2 separate regions of the Homo sapiens genome follow, and region 2 is linked to region 1. Evidence: chromatin contacts called from ENCODE Hi-C data. All regions are on one chromosome and are shown on one strand. Each heading gives the region's core, a stretch centred on a gene start or an enhancer-like site at or near the end of the contact. The rest is flanking DNA. Distances are from core to core; before and after follow the strand shown. Region 1 holds the start of GNB1 (G protein subunit beta 1). Region 2 holds the start of TNFRSF14-AS1 (TNFRSF14 antisense RNA 1).

Region 1 (6,668 bases), core at 786-3,285:
GCATGAAAATTAAAACCTTACTTTCAATAAAGAGCTCCTCCCTCTCCCAAAAGACTATCACTTCAGATTAGAAAATAACTTATGCAAAAACCTTATCAATAACAATGCTTGCTCCAAAGACCTTATTCAGTATGCAGTTCACTGAAACTTTCCACAAAACTAATACGTCCATTTGCTAATCATGAAAAATAATCTTCATATTTTCTTAATTAATAATCTCACCAGCAACTGCTTAATCACCTAATACTATTTGAGACTAATGTTATCAGATAGATAGCAACATGAAAATACAATGAACCAATGCTCCCCAAAAGAAAACCATAGGTTACCATTTCTACACTATTTACCCATAAGTCCAGTACTGTACACCCTAACTGTAAATGTACACCAACTCCCTTTTCAAAACACAAATTTTAACATCGGCGTTTTCCTTCAGGAGCCCATTTCACAATCTTAAGAAAAAGCTTCCATGAAGACAGGCTGGGCACGGTGGCTAAGGCCGCTAATCCCAGCACTTTGGGAGGCTGAGGCGGGAGGATCGCTTGAGCCCCAGAGTTCGAGACCAGCCTGGTTAACAGGATCTCTTTTACAAAGAGATCCCATCTCTTAAAAAAAAAAAAAAAAAAGGCTTCCATGAAGATGAATTAAGCAAACAAAAGCTGATACTGCTTCTGCATGCTAACCATGTAATTTAACGGACACAAGAAATGTTAAAATATCATTTGAATCAACTATCGATTCACAAGAAAAAATATAGCAGGTTCTTAAAAGTCAAAAGCCTCAGCCGACAGCCCTGTGGAATTTTCAACAGATCTCCCCACTCCCCACCCCCACCCCGCTTCCAGCCGAAAAGCCGATCCAGGCAAGAGGAAGACACCCAGCCTTTGTGCTATTTCCTGTCCTCTCCCCCACCTTCGGGCCTTCGGAATATCGCAAACCGGGCCCCGAAACTCGGCGCGGCGGCGGCCGCCCCACAAAGGCAGCGGTGGGAGCGCCATCTTGGCGCGGCCACCGGGCCCATTCATTCGCGGGGCCGGGCCGGGGTCCGCGCAACCCTCGAGTCGACACGCGCGGGGCGCCAGCGCCGGACAGACCCGGGCCTCGGCAGGAGAAGGGCGAGGCCACAGCGCGACTGCCTCAGCGGCTCGACACAGCGAAAAGGGCCGAAACCGTTATTTTCCCATTTCCCGACGCCGCGCCCGGCTTCCGCTTTAAATCCCTACTCCGACCGCGGCGCGCGGCCCGGCTTCCCCATTTCATTGTTCCCCTTCCCCACGCTCGCGCCCCGCGGCCGCCCGGCCCTCAAAGTCACCCCGATAGGCGGCCCGCGCGGGGGCTCCGGCCGCCGACACCGCCCCGCCTGCAGGCCCGCCCGGCCTTTGTTCTCGCGCCGCGGGCCCGAGAGCCACGTCCGGCTCCCCACGCAGGGCCCGGCCCCGCCCGACCCGCGCCCCCGGGGCCCCGGCCGCCGCCACGGGAAGCGCCCGCGGCGCACACAACCCCGCACCCCGGTGCCGAAACTCGGCCCCCAGCCTTGGGCCTGGGACCCCGGCTCCTCTCCCTAGACCCCGCCCTCGACCCCGACCCTGCACCCCGAACCTCGGACCCCAGCCCCCGGCCCCCCCTTCGGACGCCGCCCGCCGCACCCGGGCGGGGCAGGAAGACGCGGCCCCGACCGGCGGGTGGGGTGGGGGCGGGGCGGGCGCCCCCAGGGCGGGCGGGTGGACGAACAGGACCCGGGTCCGGGGCTGGGGGCTGCCGCGCTCACCTCAGCGCCCTCGTCGCGGCCTGACGCGCCCACACCGCCGCCTCGGCCGCCGCTCGGCAGGTCGTCGCGCTCGGGCCGCGCTGCGCGCTCCGCGGGCGCTGCGGGCAGGTGCGCGCCGGCGAGGCTCGGTCCAGTCCCGCCGCGGCGGCTGCTCCACTCCCGGCCCCGCTCCCCACTCGCCGCCCGCTCCCGCTCCCGCCGCCGCCGCCGCCGCCTCCGTCCGCCCCTCAGACGCCTCCAGCCATCGGGATGGGCGCGGCGGGCCCCTGCCCGCAGCCTCGGAAAACCCCACGCGCTCGCGTCACCACGCACGCCGCGCGTCGCGCGCGCTCGCCAGGCCCGACGGGCACGCGCACGCCTGTGCGCGTCCAAACCGCATCGGGCCCCGAGCGCGTGTCCGAGCGGCTTAAAGGGGCCGTGCTGCTGCCTTCGGGTACCGCTGCCCCGGGAGACCCCCGGCGGCCCGGCCCTGCGGGGACCGGGCGGGATGGGGACCGGGGCAGTGGACCCTCGGAGTTGGGATGGGGCGGGGGGAACGCGGGCGTGGAGCCCTCCGGGGACAGGGTAAGGTTGGGTAACCGTGGGCGGGGGCTCCTCCAGGGGCGGGGGTGGGGTAACGGCGGGCGGGGGGCACTCAAGCGACAGGGCAGGGGCGGGAAGGCCGCGGGCGGGGGCGGTCCCTCCGGGGACGGGGCGGGTGGGGGCACCGCGGGCGAGATCGCTTCCTGCAGAGGAGGCAACAGGCCCCGCTAGCAGGTCAGGGTCCCGGGCAGGCGCAGGTGCCCCCCGGCCTCTCAAGCAGGGACTGCGGCGAGCTCAGACGCGGCTGACGGGCAGAGACTCGCGCTTGGGCTCAGTGCGTGTGAAGTGGGCCTCGGGCTGCGGAGGAGGGCAGCACCCCGTGGCTCCTCGCGCTGCTGCGAGCAGGGCCGCCTGGCAGGGGCGGGGGCCGGTGGGCGGGAGTGTCGGGGTAAGGCCGCGGACTCCTCCCATGCCGCTGAGCAGTGGACAGCGGGGACTGGAGACCTCCAGGTGAGGAAGGGGAACGAAGTCAAGAAGGCCACATGTCCTGGCTTCCAGGCTTGGTGTCCTCAGAAGCCTCCAGAACGTCCATGGAACCCGCCCCTGCGCCCACCGCCTCCTGCTGTCTTTCCAGCTGAGTTCCGGCTGCCCCTCACCCTCGGCTTCTTCACTCTGCCTCTCCCCAGCCAGCGCCCTGCTCCCCGGTCCTCAACCACCACCTTCCACCTGCCTGGGCCTTCATCGCCTCCGAGCTCCCCTTCCACACCAAACCTGGCGTCCGTTTTCCTCCAGGCCTGCACCAGCACAGCTGAAGGGGAGAGAGACCCAACCTCATCCACTGGGCCTCCCCTCAACCAGGGCCACAACCTCAAGGGGCCATGCCACCTCCAACACCTATTTCCCACCTTCTACTCTCTCCACACCCTGGGACACCACCCGCCTCTCTCAGCTGACGTTTTCCTTCTTGTTTTGTGTGCATGGTGCTTGTGTGAGAAAGTGGACACACAGTAAGTGCGGCTTCCAGATGCGTCCGCCACCTGCCCTCCGTGCCACGCGCTTCCCCCTACCTAGGGGAGCCTCCACCAGACAGGGAACCCACGCCTTGCCACCCTTCTCTCTCCCTCCCACTTCACCTGTCCGCATCATTTCTGGAGCCCTTTCTTTCTGGCACGAGATGCTCCAGGGCCCTGTTGTATTCTCCCTGCCCCAGCCTGAACCCAGCTATTTCTGCTGCAGCCTGGTTCATTGTGGGAGAATGTCATGCAGAGCCCGGGATCTGGCTCCGGATGTGCTCATTGCTACTGGGGTGTCATTGCAGCTGGCGGAGCAAGGGAACACATCTATGTACATGCCCACACGCATATGTATACACACAGTTTCATGGGCGTGTTTGTCTGTTTTTCTTGGGCACCACGTGTTTACTCTGATGCCAGGCCAACACTACAGGGCTCAACCTGTTCGGAATGAGGGGCCTCCTGCTTTGGGAGTGAGGAACCTGGCTCTGATTATCTCCTGTGTAACCAGTCTCTCATCCTTGCTTCCACCCCACCATATGCTACCCGCTCCTCACCCTGCGTGGCCTCTGACCTCCGCTGGACCACCGAGGCCCCGCCCCCACAGGGGCGCCTGCCTGCCTAGCACAGTTGAGCAAGGAGTGAATTCCCAGTGAAATTTTTTTAATTTTTATTTTATTTATTTATTTTGGGTTTTTTTTTCTTTCTTTCTTTCTTTTTGAGATGGGGGTCTCCCTGTGTTGCCCAGGCTGGTCTCAAACTCCTGGGCTCCAGCGATCCTCCCACCTCAGCCTCCCAAAGTGCTGAGATCACAGGCAGGAGCCACTGCGGACACAGCCTGAATTGTCAATCATATCACTCCTGTGCCTGAAACCATTGACAGTTCCCATCACCCGCCCTCTCCCCAGTGTCCAGGCCCCTCCTCCCCTCCCCACTATCAAGACACTGGCTCCTGATGCTCCCCGACACCACCGAATTCCATCCTCCAGGCTTTGGCCCAGTGGCTCCATCTGCCTGGGACGGTCTCCCCATAACCTCGTGTAGTTCAGGCCTTTGCGGGTGTCACGTCCATGGAGATGTCTCCCCAGCCCTAACCATCCCTCCCAGGTGCCTCTCTGCCTGCTCCGGGCCCTCCCCCTGTTGCAGTGTGAGCACTGTGAAGCCCACTCTTAACCGCTGCTCCACCAGCCCAGCGTGGCACCAGGCACACGGGGTCATCGGAGAACAGCTGGTGTGGCTGATAGGCTCTGAGTTCTGAGTGAGGAAGATGCAACCCAGCACAGGGACCAGTGCCCAGAGCAAGGGATCAGGAGGGACAGAACCATCACCTGGGCCAGAACAAGGGCAGGGTGCGAGGAACCTGAGTGGTTGGACTTCAGGAGAGCCGGGTTTCCGCAGGAAGGCTTCTCTGCTCGGACACTCGAGGGGCAGGGTGGAGCATGGGGCACATCCAGGGCTGAGGGACGATGCAGAGTCGGGGGACAGTGTTCTGCACGTTGGCAGGTGAGGGGTCAGAGGTGGCCCTCAGAATCTGGCAGGCCTAATGCCAGCCTTCAATGACCACCTGAATTAAAAGTGGAAATGAGTAGCAGGGAGAGGAGGCTGAGGCAGCAGCAGGGAAGCCCAAAGTGGGCAGTGGCCGTTTGTCACCAGAGACCTTCCAGCAGCTGTGGGATGGGAGAGGCCCCAGAAGGTCCCTGCAAGCCTGGCCCAGGGCCATGGAGGAGCCTCAAGAGGAGTGGGCACCACACTGCGGGCCAGACTGGGCAGTGGCAGGGCTGTACCCCAGGGCTCTCTTGTCCCACAGGCCACCATCAGCCTGGTCAGCCCATCTCAGTACAGCCAGGGCCATGAAGGAAGGCCACACAGGAGGACCCCAGGCCAGTGCCCGCCCTGGCCATATCCAAGGGGCAGGGTGCAGCCCCAGCACCTCCAGCTTATCTGTAGGTCCTCTAGGTAAGGCAGGGCTGTCCCTGGAACTTGCCCCATGGCCCAGGCAGAAATCCTATTTGATGGTTTATGGAGGGCAAAGTTGAGAGGAAGGAGGGAGGGAAGGAGCAGGGGCCCCGGGTGCTTACTCCCAGGTCTTCACTGCAGCCTGGGGCTGCCCTCTGAAGTACACAGTCCCTGGGAGGCAGAGACCTCTGCCCTGAGGACGATGTGAATCCAAAGGTGCTTCTCACCTCCAGCCAGGGCCCATCCCTGGAGATAAGAGACACTCAGAGCCCTTGGTGGCCCAGGGGGGTCTAGAGCCGGCCTCAGACCTGCCCTCCCTGCCCCGCCTCCATTCCCTTCAGCCCAGGCCTCTTGTATCTTTTGGCCCTCACCTACCACCCCGCCCTCTCCCTGGCAGAGCAAACGCTTCCCAGTAACACTCCCTTCTCTGCAAGGATCTCAGAGATCAGCCTGTGTCCCTGAGTCCAGAGCCACACCCGGTCAGCTCTGGGTCCCTGAGTCCAGAGCCATACCCGGTCAGCTGTGCCCAACCCCGGGCAAGACTGAGCTGGGCCCTGGGGTGGAGGCGGCTGCACCGATACTGGCTCCACACCAGGCCTTCTCTAAAACCCCACGGGAGCGGGAGATACAATTCAGATGCCCCACCCCCACCTGCTTCTCAGCAGGAAATGGTCTAATGTGAAAGTAGGTCTTTTAAATCCGAATTATTCAATCTGTGCATGTGACAGGACCCACAGCTCCATCTCTGTGCGCGCCCTGGGCGCCGCGCTCCAGCCAGGCTTTGAAGGGTCTCAGAGCTGCAGGGGACGTTTCTAGATTTCCAGCTCTGGCAGGAGAGGTCCCTTTGTCTTTCCCTGGGCTCTGGGCTCCTGCAGGGCGTCTGTCCTCCTCCTACCAGCACTGTGAGGTTCTCCACCACACGGCCCTCTGCTGTCGTCTTCACTTGCAGTGAGATCCAGGCCCCAAAGGACAGAGAATAAGGAGGGAGGGAGAGAGGAGAGCATCGTGATGGTGCCCAGGGGGTGCAGAATGTAGGTGATCAAGAAGAAAGCCCTAATTAGCTCCTGCAGCTTTCAAAGGAAGGGGCTGGTGGAGGAATGGGACCATGGCACCTCTCCAACCCTCAGCACACACCTGCTGAGGCCCACTGGGTGCCAGGGTGGGTTTAGCACCAGGCTCTGGCCCTGAGGCCAAAGCAGGGCAGCTCTGCTCAGGGGGTTGAGTAGGGGCCTGGTTCCCAGCTTCATGGGGAGCGGCCAGTGAGGAGGTGTCACCGCAGCAGAGCCAGGCACAAAGTGAGGGCAGGCTGCTGTGGCTGGTGAATGAGTGGCTGGCAGAGCTGGGAGGGTCACTGCCCTACAAGGTCACAGACATCATGGCCCAGGAGGCTGGTGTGGCAGGCAGAGCGA
Region 2 (5,007 bases), core at 1-2,500, 670 kb after region 1:
TTCCATGTGATGCAGGGAGCGAGGCCGTCACGAGGGACTCACTGGTGCCTGCCTTGGGGCTCCGGGACTGTGGGCTGTCTCCATCCGGAGGTCTCCCTACCACCAGGCTCTGTGGGGCAGGGAAGCCCAGTGGGGTGCAGGGAGCCAGGAAGCTGGGGTGGGGTCAGGGCAGGGTCCACAGGGAGACCGGGCGAGGCTGGCAGCCTTCCCAGTCCGCGCAGCGTCTCTGCAGGGGGAGCAAGAGCTGCCCTTCCACCCCTCCCAGGGGACGGGTAGGGGCACTCTGGGCTTTTCCCACCCCCTCACGCAGGGACACAGGCCTGGTGGGTCTATGACTGAAATTGGCCAGACCGCATTCTGGTGGTTTTATTCGGAAGGGAAGTTTACCCTGTTCAGCAGAAGCTGAGATGGGAACAGGAAACCCACAGGGCCCCTTTATTCGGCAAAAATGTCAGTCAGCGCCCCGGGGAGCAGCCGAGGGTCCCTGAGTGTGTGAGTGAGGTGGGGAAACACAGATGGACTTTGGGGGGCTCCCCCTTCTACAGGAAACCCGGAGTGGACTGGAATGGTGCAGGGGGAGAACTCGCCCCTCCCATCGGGCGCCTCCTTCATACCGGCCCTTCCCCTCGGCTTTGCCTGGACAGCTCCTGCCTCCCGCAGGGCCCACCTGTGTCCCCCAGCGCCGCTCCACCCAGCAGGCCTGAGCCCCTCTCTGCTGCCAGACACCCCCTGCTGCCCACTCTCCTGCTGCTCGGGTTCTGAGGCACAGCTTGTCACACCGAGGCGGATTCTCTTTCTCTTTCTCTTTCTCTTCTGGCCCACAGCCGCAGCAATGGCGCTGAGTTCCTCTGCTGGAGTTCATCCTGCTAGCTGGGTTCCCGAGCTGCCGGTCTGAGCCTGAGGCATGGAGCCTCCTGGAGACTGGGGGCCTCCTCCCTGGAGATCCACCCCCAAAACCGACGTCTTGAGGCTGGTGAGCCCCCGAGCCTCCTCTCCGTCTGCTCGCAGATCCCAGTTCTGACCCCAGGGCCTCCCACAGATCTCTTCCCCATGCCCCTGTCCTGGCCGTTGCTGGCTCCGGCGTCCAGCCCGTCCCCTGCTGCCTGGGGCTCTCGGGTCAACCCAGACCCCCAGCACTGGGCTCACCACAGTGGGGTGAGCAGCAGAGCCACAGCCCTACCCAGCAGACCTCCTCCTGCGTGTGTCCCCCACTCACCACTCCGTCCACGGGCAGCTGGTGAGCCCCCATTTGGCCGGATGTGGGCACTTCTGGGGGCTGGGTGTCTCTGGGCGTCTCTGGGCGGGGCCCTCGAGCAGGTGACCCAACTCCCCGGCAGCCCTGACCTTGGTGACAGGTGATAAGATCAGTGTGCAGCAGGGGGCTGGACCCAGGTGGGTGGGGTGGGGATACTCTCCATGCTCATGTGGCACTCCTGCCTGTCCAGCCACTATCCCCATCAGGGGCCCCCGACTGCCCATCAGCCAGCCCAGGAACGAGGCCACGGCAGAGCCACCCTCCCCGATGTGGCCCTGATCAGCCTGTCACCCACTGTCTGGCTTGTGAGCCTCTGGGGCCCATCCCTGGCTGCCCCTGCTGGCTCTTCAGGGGTCAGCAGGTCCAACCTAGGCCAGCAGGGGGGCCGGCAGGTTGTCTGCCCAGTGGGCTCAATGCTCCCAGGTGTGGGGTGTGGGGTCCCTGGCGAGGGCAGAGTTCCAGTTCCCAGGGCTCCGCGCTGCCAGGCAGCGTCATCAGGGCTGGAGGAGGGGCGGTCCCCACCCTATCCCGGGCTCCAGCGGTCGGCAAGGTTGTTCCATGAGCCTGGCCTGGGGCCCGCTTCTGTCCTCTCTACCAGGCACTGCCGCTCCTCCCCATTGCACAGAGGGAGATTCAGGCTGTGGGGCCAAGCCTGGCAGAGCCCACAGGGCAGCCAGGGCATCTCCCAATGCCTGTCCTGACCCCCTTAGGTGCTGTATCTCACCTTCCTGGGAGCCCCCTGCTACGCCCCAGCTCTGCCGTCCTGCAAGGAGGACGAGTACCCAGTGGGCTCCGAGTGCTGCCCCAAGTGCAGTCCAGGTAGGTGCAGCCCTTTGGCGGGCCAGCTCTGTGGGCCGAGGGCAGACACTCTTGCCCCCTTCTGCCCCAGACACCCCTGTGTTCTCTGCCCCCACAGCCATGGGTGTGATGAAGCCCTGGGGCTAGGTGTGCAGACAGTGAGGGCAGAACCCCCAGGCCAGCAGCTTGGACTCTTCACCCTGGGGGACCCTCACAGTCACACTGCACAGGGGGTGGGTCTGAGAGACGTGGCTGGCCCACCGTGGCCAGAGACATGGGCTCGGGGGCACATACCAGAGCCGGGCCAGGTGTCCCAGGAGGCCCCATGTGCTTCCAGAACTTTCCGATTTTCCCCAGAGCAGCTCTGCTCATGGCTGATGGGGCTGCTGTGTCCCGTGGGGCTCATGGGCCATTTGAGTCCCCTTAGCTGGTGTCTCCCTGCTTGGGCTCTGGGCGCGGGTGGAGTGATGGGTGGGCTCCCGAAGGGGCCTCCCGCAGACTTGCGAAGTTCCCACTCTCTGGGCGGCAGGTTATCGTGTGAAGGAGGCCTGCGGGGAGCTGACGGGCACAGTGTGTGAACCCTGCCCTCCAGGCACCTACATTGCCCACCTCAATGGCCTAAGCAAGTGTCTGCAGTGCCAAATGTGTGACCCAGGTAAGAGGCCAGCACAGCCGGCCCAGCCTCCGCTTGGGCAGCCTGGATGCCCCCGCACCCTGCACCCTCTCTCCATGGCCACAGTGCCCCAGGAAGGCCCCGGCTGCCCCAGGCCAGGTCCCAACCCCATCTCCATGGATGCACCCTGCAGGGGACGCCTTGAGGTCAGCCTCCGGCCCCCGTCCACCTCTGTCTCACCTCTCACTTTGTCACCGCCAGGTGGGCCATCCTGAGCTTGGCGACTGACCCTTATCCCTCGTCCTTGGCTCCTCTGGTGCCCGGGGTGGGTGCCCAGACCTCTCCTGTGCCCACGTCCCTAGCTGCAAAGTGGAATGGGATGGTGCTGGGACTCTCCGGCCGGCACTCGGGCCTGCTGCTTCCCCACAGGGCTTCTTGTCCCTTTCTCCTCCAGATATTGGTTCCCCCTGTGACCTCAGGGGAAGAGGTCACCTGGAGGCTGGTGCCCACCTGAGTCCAGGCAGACAGAAAGGGGAACCAGACCCAGAGGTGGCCTTTGAGTCACTGAGCGCAGAGCCTGTCCATGCGGCCAACGGCTCTGTCCCCTTGGAGCCTCATGCCAGGCTCAGCATGGCCAGTGCTCCCTGCGGCCAGGCAGGACTGCACCTGCGGGACAGGGCTGACGGCACACCTGGGGGCAGGGCCTGAGCCTACAGGGAGGCACAGGGCAGGTGGGCTAGCCATGAACAGAAGAGGAAGCTGGAGTGCTTTGGGGGTTCATGCATGTAGGCTGGGATTTGGGGCTCACACCTCAACCTGCATGCCCAGTTCCATGCCCCTCCCCTCTTGTGAAAGCACCTGTCTACTTGGGCTGAGGATGTGGGGGCACAGGTGGCAGGTGAGGCTGCCCTCAGGAGGGGCCCAGGCCCAGCTTGTACCCCACCTCCACCAGTACCTGAAGAAGTGGGGCTCTCACCCTACCTGCCTCTGCCATTGGAATGGCCTGGTTTGCACAGATGGGAAACCCGTTTGCGGGGTGGGTGTCTGGGTGGGCACGTGGGGCGAGGACCTGCCTGCGGGACCCTGCCCTGGAACTGACAGTGCAAGCTCGGCGTCCTGCCCATCTGGGCAGAAGGCTGGTTTCTCCCATCAACGAAGCCCTCCCAGGACCTTCCTGCAAGCCCTCGTCCCACACGCAGCTCTGCCGTCCCTTGGTGTCCCTCCCGGCCTCAGGTCCTCCATGCTGGGTACCTCTGGGCACCTCGTTTGGCTGAGCCAGGGGTTCAGCCTGGCAGGGCGCCCTGGCAGCAGTCCTTGGCCTGTGGATGCTGTCCTGGCCCGTGGATGGTGTCCCGGCCTCCACGTACCCCTCTCAGCCCCTCCTCTTGGACTCCAGCCATGGGCCTGCGCGCGAGCCGGAACTGCTCCAGGACAGAGAACGCCGTGTGTGGCTGCAGCCCAGGCCACTTCTGCATCGTCCAGGACGGGGACCACTGCGCCGCGTGCCGCGCTTACGCCACCTCCAGCCCGGGCCAGAGGGTGCAGAAGGGAGGTAAGCGGTGGGTGGCGGACACCCCTCCCATTTCCACCCTGGTCCCCAGTGCCCCGCTGTCTGGAGCCCCAGGTTTCCTCGACGGCATGGCCTGCCCAGGGGCCCTGGTGAGACAGAACCTTGGCCAGCCCCAGGCCCACCCACTTCAGCCCTGTCCTGGAAGCAGCCCAGTGGGGAACAGGTGATGGAGGCAGGGGAAGGGGCAAGGAAGGGCCACCCCAGGTTGCTCCACCTCGGGGTTCTGGGACTTCCCAGTCCCCAGGCCTCGCTCTCGGGCCCCTGGTCTGGAGCCTGGGTTTATGGGAGTGACCATGGTTAATGCCACTGTTCAAGCTAAGTCTAGGAGGAGTAAGTGTCCAGCCCTGGCCTGCATCTGGCCGGGCAGCCCCCGCAGCACTGCAGGATGTGGACACAGAGGGACTCCCGGACTCATGAGATCCCAGCTACTCAAGGCCGGGACAGCCAGAGCCACCACCCCAGGCCCCACCTCCAAGACTCTGGACAGGGAGCCTGCCCCTCCCCGCTGGTCCTCCCATCACCCGTAGAGCACCCAGGTCTAGAAGCTCACAGACAAGCAGTCCCTAGCCGCCAGCCCCCTCCTGGCCTGGTGCCCTCAGCCCCCTCTGTCCGTCCCTCTCTTCTCAGGCACCGAGAGTCAGGACACCCTGTGTCAGAACTGCCCCCCGGGGACCTTCTCTCCCAATGGGACCCTGGAGGAATGTCAGCACCAGACCAAGTAAGTGAACCCGGGGGAGGCCCAGCTCTGTGCCCTGGGGAGGGGGCTCCACG

The links. Hi-C counts contacts between places; a loop is a spot of excess contacts on that map. Pooled maps may share reads with other maps.
Region 2: a loop to region 1 is called in a pooled map, with 2.5 times the contacts of the local background. The contact joins the promoter of TNFRSF14-AS1 here to the promoter of GNB1 in region 1. A Hi-C loop is called at or near these places in 1 of 168 maps with a recorded cell type or tissue (naive thymus-derived CD4-positive, alpha-beta T cell), 6 of 37 single-sample maps with no recorded cell type and 10 of 50 pooled maps.

The regions. Positions count from the first base shown.
Region 1 is chr1:1,889,052-1,895,719 of GRCh38, forward strand. It overlaps GNB1 (G protein subunit beta 1), which reads right to left and starts at 2,036. Exons shown (of 12, transcript NM_002074.5): 1 at 1,769-2,036. GNB1-DT (GNB1 divergent transcript) reads left to right here and starts at 2,129. Exons shown (of 2, transcript NR_168264.1): 1 at 2,129-2,332; 2 at 2,849-3,675. RefSeq lists an enhancer at 1-48 and silencers at 1,351-1,540, 2,101-2,290, 2,411-2,510, 2,571-2,820.
Region 2 is chr1:2,555,761-2,560,767 of GRCh38, forward strand. It overlaps TNFRSF14-AS1 (TNFRSF14 antisense RNA 1), which reads right to left and starts at 1,251. Exons shown (of 7, transcript NR_037844.2): 1 at 1,217-1,251; 2 at 1-936. TNFRSF14 (TNF receptor superfamily member 14) reads left to right here and starts at 611. Exons shown (of 8, transcript NM_003820.4): 1 at 611-973; 2 at 1,966-2,074; 3 at 2,583-2,708; 4 at 4,063-4,218; 5 at 4,864-4,954. The coding sequence starts at 905.